Linked DNA regions of Homo sapiens: region 2 is linked to region 1. Evidence: read pairs that join two places in POLR2A ChIA-PET (ENCODE). Cell type or tissue: Caco-2. All regions are shown on one strand. Links, peaks and the distances in the headings refer to the core of each region. The heading gives the core; the rest is flanking DNA.

What was found. ChIA-PET counts read pairs that join two places held together with the same protein. Peaks named below come from ENCODE experiments on the same cell type or tissue, not always from the same donor. Only the 100,000 strongest peaks of a DNase experiment are listed, where the experiment ranks them.
Region 2: POLR2A ChIA-PET joins it to region 1 with 5 read pairs; 15 of 35 experiments call an interaction of 5 or more read pairs at or near these places.

Annotation. Positions count from the first base shown.
Region 1 is chr5:91,186,587-91,189,511 of GRCh38, reverse strand. All of the region lies in intron 6 of LOC107986432 (a long non-coding RNA gene), which reads left to right. Among named protein-coding and RNA genes, the nearest start is that of LUCAT1, 130 kb to the left of the region's middle. In Caco-2, for the core only: no CTCF peak of the experiment used is centred there; a DNase peak (open chromatin) is centred at 1,711.
Region 2 is chr5:91,369,704-91,372,618 of GRCh38, reverse strand. It overlaps ARRDC3 (arrestin domain containing 3), which reads left to right. Exons shown (of 8, transcript NM_020801.4): 8 at 1,163-2,915. The coding sequence ends at 1,219. Among named protein-coding and RNA genes, the nearest start is that of ARRDC3-AS1, 9.2 kb to the left of the region's middle. In Caco-2, for the core only: no CTCF peak of the experiment used is centred there; no DNase peak of the experiment used is centred there.

The DNA.
Region 1 (2,925 bases), core at 311-2,810:
AAGACCTCTGTTCTAGTAACATTAGCTATAATTTAAACTGATCTTAAGGACATGTTAACTTGATTTGGAAAACAGCTGGTTACTACTCCTGAATATCTTTGGAAAAAAGTTGGGTTTATGAAAGCAGATTCTTAGCCTGAGCATAGGTAGATGAAGACCAGCTTTTTAGGGCCACCGTAGCACTTTTCTAATGAGAGCTTTGAAAATTGTATAAACATGACCAAGCCCTATTATTAATCCTCACACTTACCTAGTGGGTTGGTCACCTGTCGTTGAAGACGATGTATTCCGATGGAAATGAATCTGTCAGAAGGAAAAGAACATGTTGCTCTCATTTTGCAACTCAATTATAACTTCCAGTCAATAAACTAGATAAATTAATGTATATCTGGAAGGAATTAAAATGCCTTCAAACAATGTAAAGTTCACCTGTCAAGATTCATTTAGCAGAAAGAAATCTCTGTTCCTGCAACTAGTGCCTTAAAAGCTGAAGGATAAGTCAATATTCACACAAATACAAAGACTCATGCAGTGTATAAGATATGTTTGCCCAGTGAATCATAAAATATGGCCTAACAGAGATTTCCAAATAAACTGAAGGTCTAAAGTTGCTGCCCACTTCTCTGGGTTAGCTGTAGTTCATGAAAGAGATTATACCCAACCCCTGTATAGGTGCTTAGTAGAAATATCTTGAGATCACATCAATGTGTTTTAAGGGTCGCTTTAAAAAAAAAAAAAAAAAAAAAACCCAAAACACCTAAATCCAAAGGAACTAGAGACCAATGATTTTCCATTTAGAAAGTTGTTTTTTTTTTTTAATAAAGGGTAAGTTTTGAGTAATGCTATGAACAAAAGAACCTACATGGTTTAATGGAAAAGTAGGAAAAGAGAATTTCAGGTGGAGATTTTTTTATTCTTAAAACTTACATATTATCCATTCATAGATCTATTCGTTTGTTTATTCATTCCTTCTCTCCACATTTCTTCACACTCTGAGCTCTCCTTGCCTAAGGGATTGAAAATCATCATTAGTGATGAATATTCTGATGTATAACTATTGATTATCAAGGAAACAGAAAAGATTTGGCTATTCACAAGGTGTGTGACCTTGAACAAATTAAGTTTTCAGGAGTCTGTTCTTTTCATTTCTGCAACAAAATTATACTTTTTTTTTTTTAATGATTCTTGTGAGGAGACATCCTATACATTCCACCAATGTGATTTCCTCTCAGTGAAGTGGAACATAATGGAGAAACAGCTAACGTTTAATTGGGTGTTTCATTTTGCTTTGTGAATAAGATTAATACACCAACTTTCTTTGTTCATTCTAGATTTTTCTAAAATTTCAAATACCCAGAAAGAAGTTATTCCCTCACTCAACAGTCTCACTTTTTTTTTTTTTTTTTTTTTTGAGATTGAATCTTGCTCCGTCATCCAGGTTGGAGTGCAGTGGTGCAATCTCGGCTCACTGCAACCTCCACCTCTAGGGTTCAAGCAATTCTCCTGCCTCAGCCTCCGAGTAGCTGGGACTACAGGCATGCACCACCACATCAGGCTAATTTTTGTAGGTTTTTGGGGTTTTTTTTTGTTTTTTGTTTTTTTAGTAGAGACAGGGTTTCACCTTGTTGGTCAGGCTGGTCTTGAACTCCTGACCTCAGGTGATCCACCCATCTCAGCCTCCCAAAGTGCTGGGATTACAGGCGTGAGCCACTGTGCCTGGCAACAGTCTCACTTTTTTCAGTGTTTTTTTACCAGCCACATTACTCCTATTAATCAAGCTAAATATGTCTTTGTTCTCTTTACAACCTGACAACTTCAAAGAATTTCACGATCCTACTATCTCTTCCTTTGCAGCACCACCCTTGCCTTTTCTTTCCCCTTGCTTCATCCTCTTATGTCTGAATTATGCAATAATCTGTTACATAGTTTTCCTGCTTTCAGTATCTCCTTCTAGTCAATCTAGTCCTGACCGTGTAGCAGATAATTAGACAAGCTTTAGAACTTTACTGCATGGGTTTGACTGTTAGCTCTACCTCTTTATAGTGATATGAACTTGGCAAGTTATTTCAACAGAAATAGCTCCCATTTCTTTGTCTGGAAAATGGAGATAATAAAAGTATCTATTTCACATATGGTTCTTTCGAAGATTCAATGATGGAGTAGATATAAAATTGTATCCAGTAAAAGCAAGCATGATATAAAATGTTAGCTGTTATTGTCTTACTCACTGATGAGTTAATCTTACTAAGGCATATTGTATCATGTCATTACCCACTCAAAAATCCAGAATGACTTTCCAATGCCAACAAGTTAGAGCGGAATGTTCATAAATGGCTGATGACTTTATTAAAGAACAGGTATTCCAGAAATTCCTTAGTGCCCTTACCTTAAGCAACCATGTACACTAGAGCAGAAAGGGAAGCTAATATTCGCACCCAAATACAGGGGAAAAATAGATAAATCAAGAAGACCTTATAATTCAGACTGGAGGATCACATGCTAGACATCCTCTCCATTTCTTGTGAATGTGGTGTCATCTTCGCCCCCAGGGGACCATTGCTTAAACCTCTGAATTTCCCAGTTCTAAGCCCCCTTGTTCCTTCCCCCATCACAACCTTGTATATGGTCATTTTTTTTGTACTTCTCCTACTTCCAAAGAATTTCAGACATTTTACAAATACATGTATAGCAGGAGAAAAATAAAAATATAACACGATGTTAAATATAATTAAATTTAAAACTGGAGCAAAATGAGCCCTCTTAAAATCTGGTGTGTTCAAACCAATTTGTCCCGTGTGTGTTTGAATTAGACCCATAAAATTCATCCATCATCTATCTATGAAATTGGGGACAACAAGGTCCTTCTTCCTCACCCATTCCAAGGTCGATACCTAACATCCTGTAACAAAAGTCAAGTTAAAAAGA
Region 2 (2,915 bases), core at 416-2,915, 180 kb before region 1:
TTTTTTCTATTTATTTTCTAATACATACAATTTCTATTAGATGCTAAAAGTGTTCTGCCACTTGTTACAGATTTTGTCATTACATTTTTACTTGGACATTTCTGTCTTGCTTATTAAGTCAGTCATTTCTGGCTTGATTTGAGGCTTCCTGGCTGTCCAAGGAGGCATTTTAAAAAGAATGACAATCTAAGTATAGTTCACTTTTAAGCAATTTGTGGGAAAATTCTGCCTCCTTTTAAAAAGCACTAAAGATAATTTACAACTTTTAAAACCCTAAAATATGTTCAGGGTGTGATTTAACTAAAAGTTATTTGGCTTTTTTCCTTCAAAAATGTGTTTTACCTAAAGCTTCTGAGGCAATTTGGGTTGTTCCACATTTAGATGCAAGTGGATGGGGTCTCGTCCAAAAGCTCTTTCAGTAAAAAATATATTAAACCCAACAATTTGCTTTTCTATGACCATTCTCTTTGTACTTGAGAAGCAACTTTTCATTAAAAATATGTGCATATAAAAGTCACTCTGAAGATAAAGAAGGTGGGAGGAAACCTCTTGAGTGTTTTGGGTTCAGCAGTTTTATTTCCTGATACACTGCGTTTTTGGCCCTCTGTGGGATTTTACACCCATGAGTTATTACCTCACATAAGCACATTGTTCATGTGAGTAAACAAATTGTTTGCACATTGTATAAACAAAGAGCATTGTTTATACGATTTCATTTTTCCAAAGTCAGAGGAAGCGATGAGTTAACTTTTTTGTAGAAGGATGAAAGGGGTGCTTTACAAAAGAAGATGATTGCTATGAAGATATTCTACGTTGTGTATTTAGGTCTTAATTAAGTACTACTAAAGTACTGAGTAAAAGTCTTCATTCACTGATAAAATTTTACTGTTAATTTTTGTGAAATAGGGGACTATTCAGACATGCCTTTATAAAGCTTGTTAATCTAGTAATTAAATATCAGGTACTGTAGGTACCAACACCCTTTCCTCCCCACATAGCATTTCACGTATGAAAAGAGAATAATTGGATATAATATGCTAACAAGCTGTGTTTGCTCTCTGATTACATTTCTTGACTAGTATTCAGAATTGTAGTCATTTGCTACATTCTTCCTAGACCTCATGAAATAACTCTGTAAACTTTTTTTCTCATTTCTTTCTAGATTGATCCAAATCCTGATCAGTCAGCAGATGATAGACCATCCTGCCCCTCTCGTTGAAGGAACACTTGGTTGAATCAAGTTGATGTGGGTTCCGAACTGTATCTCTTCCGGCTGAGGACAGAGAAGTATCTTGGAGACACGTTTCAGAGGAAGTGGAATTACTTTTGCCCAGAAAAATGGCGAATACATGAAACAACCAGTGATCATGCTTTAGAAGCCTACAGCAACATTCTGAGACTGCTCCAACATGCTTGAAGATCTAAGCTTTTCTCTTTTAAAACTGGCACATACTCAGAGCAGTCTTCTTAGCCTATGGTCGTACGTGTCAAGACATCACGTTGTAAAGAGGGATGATTTCCTTCTTTTGATTTGAAAATTTGCACATGCTCAATGCTTACATTGTGCGGTTCGACGTCACTACAGCTTCTTTTTTTTTTTTTTTTTTTTTCTATTTTTGCCAGACTCTTGATACTCTTAAAACTTGTTTGTGGTCAGCACAACAAGGAACAAAACAAAGCTTTGAAAAAACTTTAACATGAAAAAACGCACTGACATTTTTTTTTATTTAATATAGCCTGGACTTTACCTGCGTATGCACATGCTCAGAATTGTCTACTAGGCTGACTATGTATCACCTCTTCAGCTTGGATCCAATTGTGGATTTATTTACAAACATCAAATGCCTTCAAGCCAATCCTTTTTGCTGTATGTTTTGCAGCCTACTGTAGTAGATACGCAACAGATAATGTGGGAAAAAAAGAGATAAGAGGAGGAAGCTAATAAGAGACTGTCAAGATTGTATACCTTCTTGGTTTCTTTTAAGAATTTGTTGCCTTTCTACTATTACAGCAAAGCAGCATTTTGTTACTGACTGCCTAAAATCACTTAATCTCAGGTGAACGCATCACTTGCCAAACTGTTGGAATGCTATTTGTGTTTTGTTGCACTGTTTTTTTCGTTTGTTTGTTTGTTTATTTGGTTGGCTTTTTGGAGAGGGAAATTTGGAAACGGGACATACACAAAAGTTACACACCCACATTCCCTTTTTATCATGACATACAAGAAGAAACTAGCAGAGCTAAGAATGGAGTGAAGAAAGGCAGTATGGCAGGCACCAGCAAAGAGTTGAGGGCTGTTGCTCTTAAAAATTATTTTTTTTATTATTATTTTGAAAGTATGGAAGTTTTCCATTCACTGGGGAAAGGAGGGAAAAGTGCATTTATTTTTATACAGAGTTACTTAATTACCTCCAAAACACATATGTTGGAAATCGCTTTTGCTGGTGCAAAGTATATTAATGAGCAGGAATACATACATTGAGGTTATGAATAGAGAGCTCAATTTGTACCTTTGCTGTCTTGCTCAAGCTTGGTATGGCATGAAAACTCGACTTTATTCCAAAAGTAACTTCAAAATTTAAAATACTAGAACGTTTGCTGCGATAAATCTTTTGGATTTTTGTGTTTTTCTAATGAGAATACTGTTTTTCATTACCTAAAGAACAATTTGCTAAACATGAGAAATCACTCACTTTGATTATGTATAGATTACATAGGAAGAACAATCACATCAGTAAGTTATAGTTTATATTAAAGGTAATTTTCTGTTGGCTCATAACAAATATACCAGCATTCATGATAGCATTTCAGCATTTTCCAAGGTACCAAGTGTACTTATTTTGTTGTTGTTGTTGTTGTTGTATTTTAGAAGGAATTCAGCTCTGATGTTTTTAAAGAAAACCAGCATCTCTGAT